Linked DNA regions of Homo sapiens: region 2 is linked to region 1. The links are chromatin contacts, found by Hi-C or POLR2A ChIA-PET in ENCODE. All regions are on one chromosome and are shown on one strand. Each heading gives the region's core, a stretch centred on a gene start or an enhancer-like site at or near the end of the contact. The rest is flanking DNA. Distances are from core to core; before and after follow the strand shown. Region 1 overlaps CCN2-AS1 (CCN2 antisense RNA 1). Region 2 holds the start of LINC01013 (long intergenic non-protein coding RNA 1013).

Region 1 (5,811 bases), core at 2,815-5,314:
GTAAAATTGTTCATGTTTTTGATCTTAGGACCAAAGGAAAAACTACAAATTCCACTGTTTGGAACATTTAATGGAAGAGTTTTAAAGGAAATCATTATTATAATCATGGTACCCACCAGTACTGTGAGAATCCAAGCTCTGTCAACATTTTCTTTATAAATTCACTGTTAGGACTTCCTAACTCATCAAGTATTATTCAGCTCGAGCTAAAAAATCTGAAATGTAAGATCTTAAATTGTGAGTGATATTATTCCAAGAATTAAGGAGGAAAATGGATATCATGTGATTCAGACACAATAGAAAAATGTTTGGCTTGTGCAGCATTTTAACAGGTATTAGCTGTCTGTTACTTTGTTTTTCTTGCTTTGGAGAAAGTTTTTGGGGTGGGGGGGTTGACTTGGAATGGAAAGTTAATTTTAAAAGTTAACATGTTATATACAGTTTCATAAACTCTTAAAAAAGAAACCTAGGTGTTGTCTTCACTTTCAGAGTCTGCACAGGGGCTTGGAATCTCACAAAGAGAGATTACTTTTAAGAATTCTGGCACTTTGCTTTTAGTTTAAACCATAAAAAACTGAAAGAACAGCCATTTCTAATCCTGCCCAGTACATTCCAGCTAAATGGAAGCAAGAAGACATGGAATAAAAAGAACTATTCAGTCATTTCAGAACTTCAACAAATATTGAGTTAAATATCTTTTCCAATAAGGGTTAAAGCTTAAAGGCTCTGATTCCTCTTAATATACTTCCTTTATCTCTATATTTTATACTCCTTGATATTACTTTTTTTCATCTTCCTTCTTTCAGATAACTTGCTTTTAATACAAAAATCAAAGATTAAAAAAAGTGTAACAAGTCATAGCTTATGAAGGCAAGTAAACTCAATTTATTTAACAACTCTATCTGGAATCATAGTTACTTCACCACGTATCATGTTTGATAACCATAAATGGTGTGTAGGATCACATTAGATAGCTATCCCAAGAGAACAAATGAAATAGTGTAATCCATTCAGTTCACTATGGCCAATCTACATAGTCACAAAATACGGGAGAGAACAAAAAGATTAAGTTCCTCACTGATGTTGGAAAATAACACAACAAATTGCCCAAGGCTACTCTACTTGCCTGGAGTACAATTAATGTTACCTTATCTGGCTTCTCTGGCTAATGCAGTCAATTAGATTTTTACCTTGATGAATCTATAAAATACACATAGTCTACATGAAGTTCTAAGTTTAAATTCCCTCTGTCTCCCAGGATTACGAAAAGTCAGCTGAATAATTTTTAGGATGCAATGTAATTTAAATTCATTTTTTGGCAGGTCCTGATATTCCCTACCAAAAGAGTCATCAGGCTATTTTACCTAACCCAGAATTTCTGCTTCTGGATTTATTTTAGATAGTAAATCTCTTCATCAAACATTCATTTAATGAGTAAAGCCTTATGATAATAGACTTGCTATGGTTTGAATGTTTGTCCCTTCTGAAACTCATGTTGAAACCTAATTCCCAATGTGGCAGTATCAAAGGTGGGCCCTTTAATAAGAGATTGGCAGAGCTCTCATGAAGGGAGTGATCCATTCATGGACTAATGGATTAATGGGTTAGTAGACTAATGAGCTACTATTAGTCCCATGGTCCCCACTCATGGGAGTGGGACCATGCCTTTATTAGAAGAAGAAGAGATATCTGAGCTAGCACACTCAGCCCCTTTGCCATGGTGCCCTGTGCCATCTCAGGATTCTGCAGTACAAAGAACCTAACCAGATGTAGTCCCTTGACCTTAGATTTGTCAGCCTTCACAACTGTAAGAAATAAATTCCTTTTCTTTTTAAATTACCCAGTTTCAGATACTCTGTAATAAGCAACAGAAATGGACTAAGACAAGACCCATTTTAAATAAACTATACAATAAATAAGTAAAGTCCTGAAACTATGAAAATCATGGCTCTTTCCACTATTAGGCATTCTTTCTTATGATTCACACAATTTTATGCATCTTTTTTTGGCTACAAGTTCATCCTCATATTAAGTAAAAATGGTTTAAAAGTAAACTGATTGATGTGTCAGCATAATCCAAATACGGCTGACATCATCGTATAAGTAAGTATTGTGCTAAAATCCTGAAGTTAGAAGGTTTATTGTGAGTAAGAAGCCAAAAGTTCAGACATTCACCCAAAGTTGATCCAAACCTTTTGGGTTGGAAATATTTCAAAATTGGGCTTTCCCACAAAATGGCCTGTATTTCCTGTTTTGGCTAAGCTGGAAATGCAACAGAAACAATACTTCTTATGGCATGTCATTGCTTCTACTTTTGGTCTGAAAACACCAAGCAGAGACTATGAGTGTGATGAATCAAAAGAATAAAAGTTGAGTGGAGAGATGTCCTGGGCTAAGAAAGAGTTAATGGGAACAAAATTTCCTAACTTGACCACCAGTTAACCATAGCTTGGATGCCCAGTGTGCTATGAGTCACTAGCAACTGGCTCCAAAATAACACAAGAATATCTTAGGCTAGCTCATTACTGGAGTATATTGTTTAAAATATTTCCAGAAAAAAATTAAGCAGAAACAGTTACTTAATGGATAAAATGGTATTCATGTAAATTCCTTTTTACAGAATAATCTGGAAATGAGATGCACAAACAACTTGCCAGGGAGTCTGACAATGCTATTCATAACCTTCACTTAGAGATTTTAGGCAAAAATCACAGCTACCTTCAACAGCGTTGATAATAATAACGCTTCATGGGAAGAGTGTGGAATTGCTAAAAACACAACACACTGAAGTCTCAAAAGTTAAGTCTCAAAAGTTTTATAGATTGTGAATATAGGGGTATATTTTGCATCTTCCAAAAGGCCACTTAATGCTTCCTCTAACTTAATTTCTTAAAAAAGAGTCTTTAAACTTCTTACTTTATTAACTTAAACCACTAATGCTCAACCATTTGGTTAATATAGTTATAGGATCTGTACAATATTGATTGTGCATACGCAAATAAGAAACCAAATTTGGGAGCTATTATTCTTTTTTACTTGATTGCTCCATAATAAATGAGGATGGACAAGGCCCTTAACGTTGCAATATGGAAATGCCCTCTTCTGTAACCTGGAAATATTACTTGTCCCCTAATAAATAAGTCCCAAAGATGAAGTACACCTCCTAAAATAAATAAATAAACAAACACATGAGAAAAAGAAAAGCTGTTTAGGATTTGAGGCCAGGACAAGAGCCTTAATAGTATAATACATTGATACTAACCTATAAAGGAAATTTGTGAGTCCCTGCAAAGAAGAGTGAAAACTTAGAAAATAATGAAATGAGACAGCAGGACAGAGACACAGATCTAGGTGTCACTGGCCTTCTCATCCATCCCTTCCTGGAGGTCTGTCCATCCTAGCAAAAGGAGCAGGCCCAGCAGCGTGGTGGTCAGAGCAGGGTCTTGGGGTTCTGAAGCATGGTGGTGCAGAGGTCCAGACAAGGCAAAGCAAAGGAGTGGAGGATCTGTAGCTCAGAACTAGCCCAAGGCAAGTTCTCCACCAAGATCACAGCAAGAACCAAGCAGGCCAAAAGTTAGTAAATTCTAGAATAAGCGAAGAATGCCAGAATCAGAAAGATAACGAAGGGGCCTAGACCAAAGGTGGGAGTAATAATGACCGTTCTAGAATGTGCTTTAGGTGGGTGCAGAGAATGGAGAGGTGCCCTATAGGCTGGGGCAAAAATCTGGCTGTGGTGTGCATTGTTTGGTTTCTTTGTTTTTCTTTTGCTGTTTTGGCAATCACCATTTTGCCACACTTCCTGCCTCTCCCTTGGTTTACACCCTTTATACTTCATCTGTGTGTTACTTAAGTATCCCCATGAGTTTGTACCCCAGGTCTGTATAACACTTGACATGAAAAACAGATTAATCAAATGCACATATGCTATGTTTATAATTCATTTATATGGCTGGGTTAATAATTTAGTAATTTCAGCTAATGGTTTAGAAAAAAGATAAAGTCATAATGCATTTCTTGTTCTGCAGCAGTCAGGCTTCCTTCCTGGAGCCACGCTGTTGGCAGACTGAAACAGGCATGATCTATGCTGTGGGACCACATTCAGTTGATGGTAAAGCCTAGAATAGCGTTATTGGACTTTAATCTAGCAAACTATGCGTGTTTGTTTGTGAAACTTTGACTCCATGACAAAGACTGTATTTGATTTAGGACTTGCTTCAGTGAGGCAATCCTGAGAAAACAAAACTCAAATTACACAGAAGCAAAATAAATACATAAAGAGTGGCTCTCCTAATTTATAAATTAAATGACAAGGAAACCTTTGTATAGTGAGCTATTTACTGGGGGCAAAGACCATGTCTTATTCATATTTTATTTCCCAGCATCTAAGCATCGTGTCTGGCACATGGTAGGCACTCTATAAACGTTCACTGAACTGAACTGAATTGCATCGCTTCATATCCCTACTGCTCGACCCCTTTCATCAGGTTAACAGCTGCACTTAACCTTGGCTCAGCCTTCGCTACCTCAGAAAGACCCTCCCTGACCTCATGTATTTGATCAATTCCCACTAATACTCATAAATATAATATCATGCATTCTCCTTCAAAGCACCCATCACAGCTATAATTTTACACTTACAACCATGTGTCACATGAGTATGTTTTGATCAATGATAGACCATATATGTGACAGTGGTCTCATAAGATTATAGTGAAGCTTTTATACTGTATTTTTACTGTACCTTTTTTATGTTTAGATACACAGATACTTATCATTGTGTTAAAATTGCCTGCAGTATTCAATACAGTAACATGCTGTGCAGGTTTACAGCCTAGGAGCAAAGGCTATACTGTGTAGCTTAGGTGTGTAGTTGGCTATAGCATCTAAGTAAAAACATTATGATGTTCTCACAATGACAAAATTGCCTAATGATTCATTTCTCGGAATGTATCTCCCTTGCTAAAGTGATGCATGGCAGTACTTACAAAGCTATTTGATATAAGCAATACAAACCATAACAAATACATTCCAAGGAGGCAAGGGCTGTGTCTTTTGGTTTTTGTTCATGAGGTAGATATTGTTTTTGTTGGCACTCAGTAAATTTTTGTTAAAGCAATGAAACAAGAACCCATGGTTTCCTCTCATTCTAATAATACTCACAAAGCCTCAAAGAATATGAGATAAATTATCCAGCACATATGCACATTATAGTTGGAGCTAGGAAAGCAAGGTTTTGTGACGCAGAACATCCAGATGGGAAGAAATTGATAAAGAAATGGAAAAACACAAATATCATTCATTATGGTCAGACATTATTCTCCATCCTGGAGTGTATCATGGAAATGTTTGTAGAGAAACGTTTATTCTGCCGGGCACAGTGGCCTGTGCTTGTAATCCCAGCACTTTGGGAGGCTGAGGTTGGAGGTTCACTTGAGGCCAGGAATATGGGACCAGCCTGGACAACATAGCAAGACCTCATCTCTACAAAAAATAAAAATAAAAAATAGGCCGGGCATGGTGTGCATGCCTGTAGTCTTAGCTACTCAAGAGGCTGAGGCAAGAGGATCACTTGTGCTCAGGAGGTCAAGGCTGCAGTGATCTATGACTGCACCACTGCACTCTACCTGGGCAACAGAGCAAGACTCTGTCTCTAAAAAGAGAGAAATGTGTATTCTTTTGTAGACATTGTAGATGTTTTATTAAAACACACACACACATGGCCGGGTGTGGTGGCTCATGCCTGTAATCCCAGCACTTTGAGAGGCTGAGGCAGGTGGATCACAAGGTCAGGAGTTCAAGACCAGCCTGGCC
Region 2 (5,843 bases), core at 2,351-4,850, 150 kb before region 1:
GTGTTGCTTAGGTGCAGAGTTTCTGTGGAAGAAAAGAAAAAAAAACTCGGAGGAAATAACTTATTTAAGAGTTAAATTGAACAGTTAGCTAAATAGCAACAGAGGAAGATCTCAGTGTTTCCAGTTATTTGGCTTTTCTTTTTTTTTAACACCTTATTAATTTACTTAGCTAATGAATTAGCCAGGTAGGAAGGTAGGTGGGTGGGTAGGTAGGTAGGTAGATAGGTAGCTAGCTAGTTTTAAGGAGGTAATACATGCACACCGTATACAATTCCGAATTTCCAGTGGTCTGAAGGAGTGTGCACAGTGAAAAGTCAGCCTCTTTGATGCACTTACACAGTGTCTCCCTACCCACAAGGATCCAATGTCACTAGTTCTCCTATGTATCTTTCCAGAGACATTCCATGACTCTTTCTAATATTCACTGCCAATTGAGGCAATTTGGAAAAGCAGAGTGTGTCACTGAGATCTCGACAAAGTTCGCTTTCATAGACGCACCTGCATCTTTGTACAGTAATTACAGACCCCGAAAGAGGAGGTCAGCCCAGATGGTGCTCATTTCATATGGGTGGGGTGGGGCCTATCTTGTGAAGTCACCAAGTCACCTCATGAAGAAGTGACATGGGTGTGGCCACTATTTATTCTGACAGCTATTTTTGTTCTCATATCCAGAGGAAGATTCCGTGGCTGTCGTTTCTTGTCATTTTCCCCCAAGTATAAGGAGTGATTTCACTGCATGCATGAAAACAGGTGTAATGAAATTTAAAAAGAAATGGTAGGCAAAAATAAATAAATGCAATAATAAAGTGAATAATAAATGGAAAATTTCTGTGTTTCACCAATCAATATGGACCAGGGACAATGCGTTCTTTGTTTGATAAAAGTTAGAAATCCAAGTTTTTCCTCAAGTGCAGCCAAACTACATGTAATATATACTTTAGGCATTCGGGCATTTCCCTTATAGGTAAACAAACAGCAAGCCATAAAATCTTCTGTATTTCTTTGATGTTACAGACAGTCTTCTGTTTTATCATGGGCTGCAAGTCTGATTCTGTTCTGTGAGATGTCTTGCATAATTTTCTAGTAGTATCAAAAAAAAGTGCCATACAATCAGAGTCTACCTCTCCAACGATAGTAAGATAAAGGATGTTGATTTCTTCAGGAACATTCCTATGGCCCTAGCATTGTCATCACTCAACAGCCTGTCTCTATAATGACTACTATATTTTCTAAGACACCATCTCTGGAATTAAAGTGTATCTTTAGCTTTGTACTGGTGTTTCCAGTCCTTGAATTCCCCCAACTTGATTTTTCTTAGCCTAAAAAATGACCTAAATTTCCTTTTCTTTTATGTTCTACCTCTTTTTTGCCTCACCTAACACATGTAAACCACCATAAAAGTTGAGTAGTAGCTCTCCTGTTTTTCCCCTTAAGTTTTTTACTTACTCCAATACACATTTATTCTAGAAGGACATTTTGGTTCCAGCATATCCTCAAGTTAATGATATCATAATGTATGCTTCTGACTCAGTTTGAAAATCCAAATAGATTAATGACAGTAAAGACTTTTGAGAAAGTAAATAAATATATTAAGGATGCTTGAGAGACAAGTAATATAAATACAGTCCCCCAAAACAAGTAAAGAGAAAGCTGTGATTCAGTGATAGCAACTTTTACCTGATTCTTACCTTGTTCTCCCACTGTACTGCCTGCTCCAGGCTTCTTTTCCCAGCATAATCTATCCAGACCACTTGTGTTTAGTATCCAAGTGTAGCTCTCCTTTGTTCCAGGCTGAGGTCCAGGATATAAAGCTGATGCAGTCACAGGTTCTAGTGGGTTAAATAATACTTGGGCACTGCTGGATGCCAACTAGCACAGTTTTCTGGAGATGATGTCTTAACTGGAAGAATGGAATCCATTAGTTGGAATTTCAGTTGCTGACTGATCAGCAGAAGAAATATGTGGGATAAGAATGTCTTCTGCAGCCCCTTAAGTCAAACCAGATAGGAAACTGCCTCCTCAGACTGCACGAGGAGTCTACTGAAATTCTGATTTTCTTAAATGTACAGCAAAGAAGTTTAAAACACCAAAATAGGGCACAAGAGAGTTATTGTAATATTAGTATCAACTTTAGGTGAGAATTTAGTCATTAAATATAATTTACTTCCTATTTATTAAAAATGCTGGCTTCCTGAAGTCATTCATAAGGAAATGAATCTGTGAGGCATAACTTGTGATCACAGCGGGGGGGTGAGGAAGTCCTTCAGATGCAGCTTCGTGGGGAAAGCGTGAGGAACAACTCAACTGGCTTCCTATGTGAAATAGACAGATTTGTCTCTAAGACGTTTAAAAAAGAAGAAGAAATAATAATTTATAACTTAGAAATTAAAACTGTTGAATGCCTCATCTAAGATGAGGCAGCACTATCCATTTCAAGGATTATAAAATGAGAGAAGTATGATTTGTAGAAATGAAATAGAACTTTTTCTAAGGGAAGCTTATAAACTTGAGACTACATATCAGACAAGTTCACAAGTTTGGGGAAAAGGGGTACATGTGTAAGCCTCTCATGTTGGGCTAAGAAAAGGAAAAAGTTGTTGGGTCTTGAGTTTAATTTTTAAATGTTTTGGTGAGTAGAAATGAGCTCATATAAATAACATTTCCTCTTTTGTGCTTTGCCTAAACTATTCTTGTAAATTGTGATCTTTAGCCACACCAATCCCCAGAGTTCCTCAGATTTCTGCTTCAGTGCTGCTCATGTCATAAACAGAATTCTTATAAAAGCATTTTTAGAATGTAAAATCTGCAGTGGTCCAGAGATGAAGCTATGTTTTAAATAGACCTATATTATTAGTGAAAATATGGTGTAGTACAGCACACAGCACAGAGAGCCTGAGGGGTCCTGGTCCTAGGCCCAGCTCTTCTGCTGGCCATGTGGCAATGAATGCTTTGTGTCTCCGATTTTTCACTGGTGAAAGAAGAGGGATGAAATGAATGGCTCCTCAGTTATCTTCCAACACTGAGAATCTGCCTTTGTTATGTAAGAGTAGCCGGGCTTTCACTCAGGCCTGATCATGAATAACAATCTTAATAGTGGTGAGTAATGCACAGAGTCACTTTTCCACAACTAGGAGAATCTTGGGTCTTGAAGAAAACCTAGGAAATCATATCACCTTGTCCTCCATTGCCAGTGAGGGCTGCATCTTCATCCTTCAAATACGCTCTTTCAGGCTAATCTAAACAACTCTTCCCAAGGGGCAAACTTCACAACTTCTATGTCCTTAATGGCAGAAGTTCTTCCTTATGTTTGGTCTGAATCTCCCTGCTGAATTTGCAATTTATTTTCATTTGTCCTATCCTTAGCAGAGAGGGAGCACAACTGGGGCACACATTCAAGTGCTATCTATTATTAATCTGAGCCATAGTAAATTTGTTTGTACTAGAGTTTCTGGGGTCTTACATTGCATTCCAGTGAGATGATAGAACCTGATCCCTTGATGGAATGTTCTTTTTGAGGTCTAAAATGACTGAACGATAAAGGCTAACAGGCTGGCAGGAATCCTGAGCAGTTCTTGATAGTGGTCACAGGAAAGGGCATTGTTTCTTTGGCTGTCCAGTCTCCTAGCAACCTAGTGTACAGCGGCTCTTGACATAGGGCTCTCTGAAACCCCACATTTAGAACTATTAAACTATTTCTTCTAAAATTAAATATGTGCTCAGGCAACTGTATTTTAAAAATCTGATAAAAAGGTAATTTTTCCAATAGCACCTGGTGCTTAGTAGAGATAGGGAAAACTGATGAAAGGGAACATAATTATACCATCTAGCCCTACCCACTGCTTTCTGAAAGGTGAGCTCTTATTATGCCCATTTTACAGACAAGGCAGATGGACACACACTGAGAAACGAACAATGCTAACAATATCAACAGTTTAAGAGGGAAACGTTTAGGATTTGGAAAAGCAAATGAAAGCAGGTTTACCTTGCTGACACTCAAAAAGTAATAAGAGCTCCCTATTCACTTTCTGCCTCCTCCTAGTCATGTGGGTGTCCTGTGAGAGGCACAGAAGAGGAAAAAAGTGGTATTCCCTGGGGATGGACTTTCCCAGCCTCCTCCAGAGCAGTCCAGGTTTGTGAATCAATGCAGGAGGTGGGGGTGGGAGTGGGAGGGGTTGGCCAGGCAAGGCTTTCCCTTTACCCACACAGGCTGTGATTAAGAAGGCATCCATCTGTCAACAGAGGCTCTCAGCTGTATTTCCAGCCCAGCTTCCTCCCAACTGACTCATTCAGTGATGCCACAATCTAATGTTTATGACCTAACAGATGATCACCATGGAAGTAGCACAAACCTTGGACTGTTGAGGAGCAAAACCAGCGTAGAGGAGCTGGACCGTTTAGGAAAAGAAAAAATGAAGACCCTTATTCATAGAGACCACATGTTAAGACTGAACATCCCACTCCTCATGTGGGCATTTCCACCCATTACTAAAATTGATATTTGGATGCCTTCGTGCCTGTTGGAGAACCCAAATAAGGATTTCAGGTGACTGAGTACAAACAGATAGCATGGCATTTAGAAACAGACAGCAAGAAGTAGAAGGGAAAATGTGTGTGCAGCAATTTAACGAGGTTTGGATTACAAATTCAGTTTCCTTATCTTTTTGCCAGCATGTGGCAACAGTTCTAAAGGAGACAGAAAATGCATTGAATGCCAGGAGAAAGATGAAGATCCCCCCAAACTCAACTTTATAAACAGTCCTGGTGGAATATTCACAATGTGGAAGTCAGGATAAACTGGCTATTCCACCCGCCACTGCCCCCCAGGAAAAGAAAAGCCTAAATGAATAAGAAAGCCAACGGAAATAAGTGCTTTTTAGTAAAGATCATCGCATTTGGTGCTGTGAGTGGCAGGAAGCGTTGGCACAGACTTGGGAGCTACATGAGGACTCCGGTGGCGTGGTCAGGGTGAAGTGAGCCTGACTTCCTGGCCTGGCCTCCCCAGACTAATAATCAAAAAGAGCTGCCCTTCCCCAGCCCTAAACAGCCCTGTGTGAACACAGTGTCTCCTAGTAGTGCCTGTGGCTTACAAGTAATGTGAGAGTCTTTTTATAACTGTTGAGGTTTAACGTAAAAGGAAGCTCAGAATCAGCGGTAAAGGGAGGGGAATGTTGTGAACTACAGACCATCTGAAATGGGGAAAATCATAAATACCAGAGTGTCTGATTATTTGAATGTCTCTTGAAGTCAAATAATGAACCTTCTTCATGTTCTGCTTTTCTGGACTTGGCTCCCTCTGACAAATTTGCAGGCATCAGGGTCTGTCTGGAATTCCTTCCAAGTTGGAGGGATATTTTTTCCCTTGACATTTTGCAGCTGAGACAGCCGGAGCAGGAAGCTGAGGAGCGTAACATTACCAAATATGTCCTTTCTCCTGCCCGTAAGTTCTATTTCCACAGGAAAAGAAGGCAGATGCTGGCCAATGAGAACTGGCCAGTAGAAATGCAGCCACAGCAGGCGGCCTCTACTGGAAGTGAGGAAATTGATCAGATGCCATTTTTCACAAAAATGGAAACTGTTCTAGGTACCACCAATTAAAATTTGTGCTACGCTGGAGGAAGAAGTTTGACAGGTTCCTACAAGTTGCCCAGCTATTTCAGGGGAATTCTTTATCACTCTATTGGTCTCATTTTCTCAACACCCCTGGAGTGGGAATTAGAGAGTTGGCCTTGGCTGCTGACACACTGTGCTTTTGACCAGATCATTTCTCCTAGGATGTGGGGGAAGCTTCAGATGCTTTATTGCTAAAATGAAGGTTTGGATGTGATGAGCTCCCAGATCCCCTC

Evidence for each region. Hi-C counts contacts between places; a loop is a spot of excess contacts on that map. ChIA-PET counts read pairs that join two places held with the same protein, here RNA polymerase II (POLR2A). Pooled maps may share reads with other maps.
Region 2: a map of endothelial cell of umbilical vein shows a loop between it and region 1 (6-fold over the local background). The contact joins the promoter of LINC01013 here to the enhancer-like site in region 1. A Hi-C loop is called at or near these places in 1 of 168 maps with a recorded cell type or tissue (endothelial cell of umbilical vein) and 5 of 50 pooled maps. POLR2A ChIA-PET finds 5 or more read pairs at or near these places in 3 of 52 experiments (AG04450, H1 and endothelial cell of umbilical vein).

What each region holds. Positions count from the first base shown.
Region 1 is chr6:131,979,469-131,985,279 of GRCh38, reverse strand. All of the region lies in intron 2 of CCN2-AS1 (CCN2 antisense RNA 1), which reads right to left. Among named protein-coding and RNA genes, the nearest start is that of CCN2, 31 kb to the right of the region's middle. Within about 2 kb of position 4,064, at least 4 of the 41 ENCODE cell types and tissues checked have a DNase peak (open chromatin) inside an H3K27ac peak, as active enhancers do; they include endothelial cell of umbilical vein, where a contact is called at or near this core.
Region 2 is chr6:132,130,329-132,136,171 of GRCh38, reverse strand. It overlaps LINC01013 (long intergenic non-protein coding RNA 1013), which reads right to left and starts at 3,600. Exons shown (of 6, transcript NR_187602.1): 1 at 3,461-3,600; 2 at 1,689-1,900. RefSeq lists enhancers at 2,766-3,267, 3,036-4,235.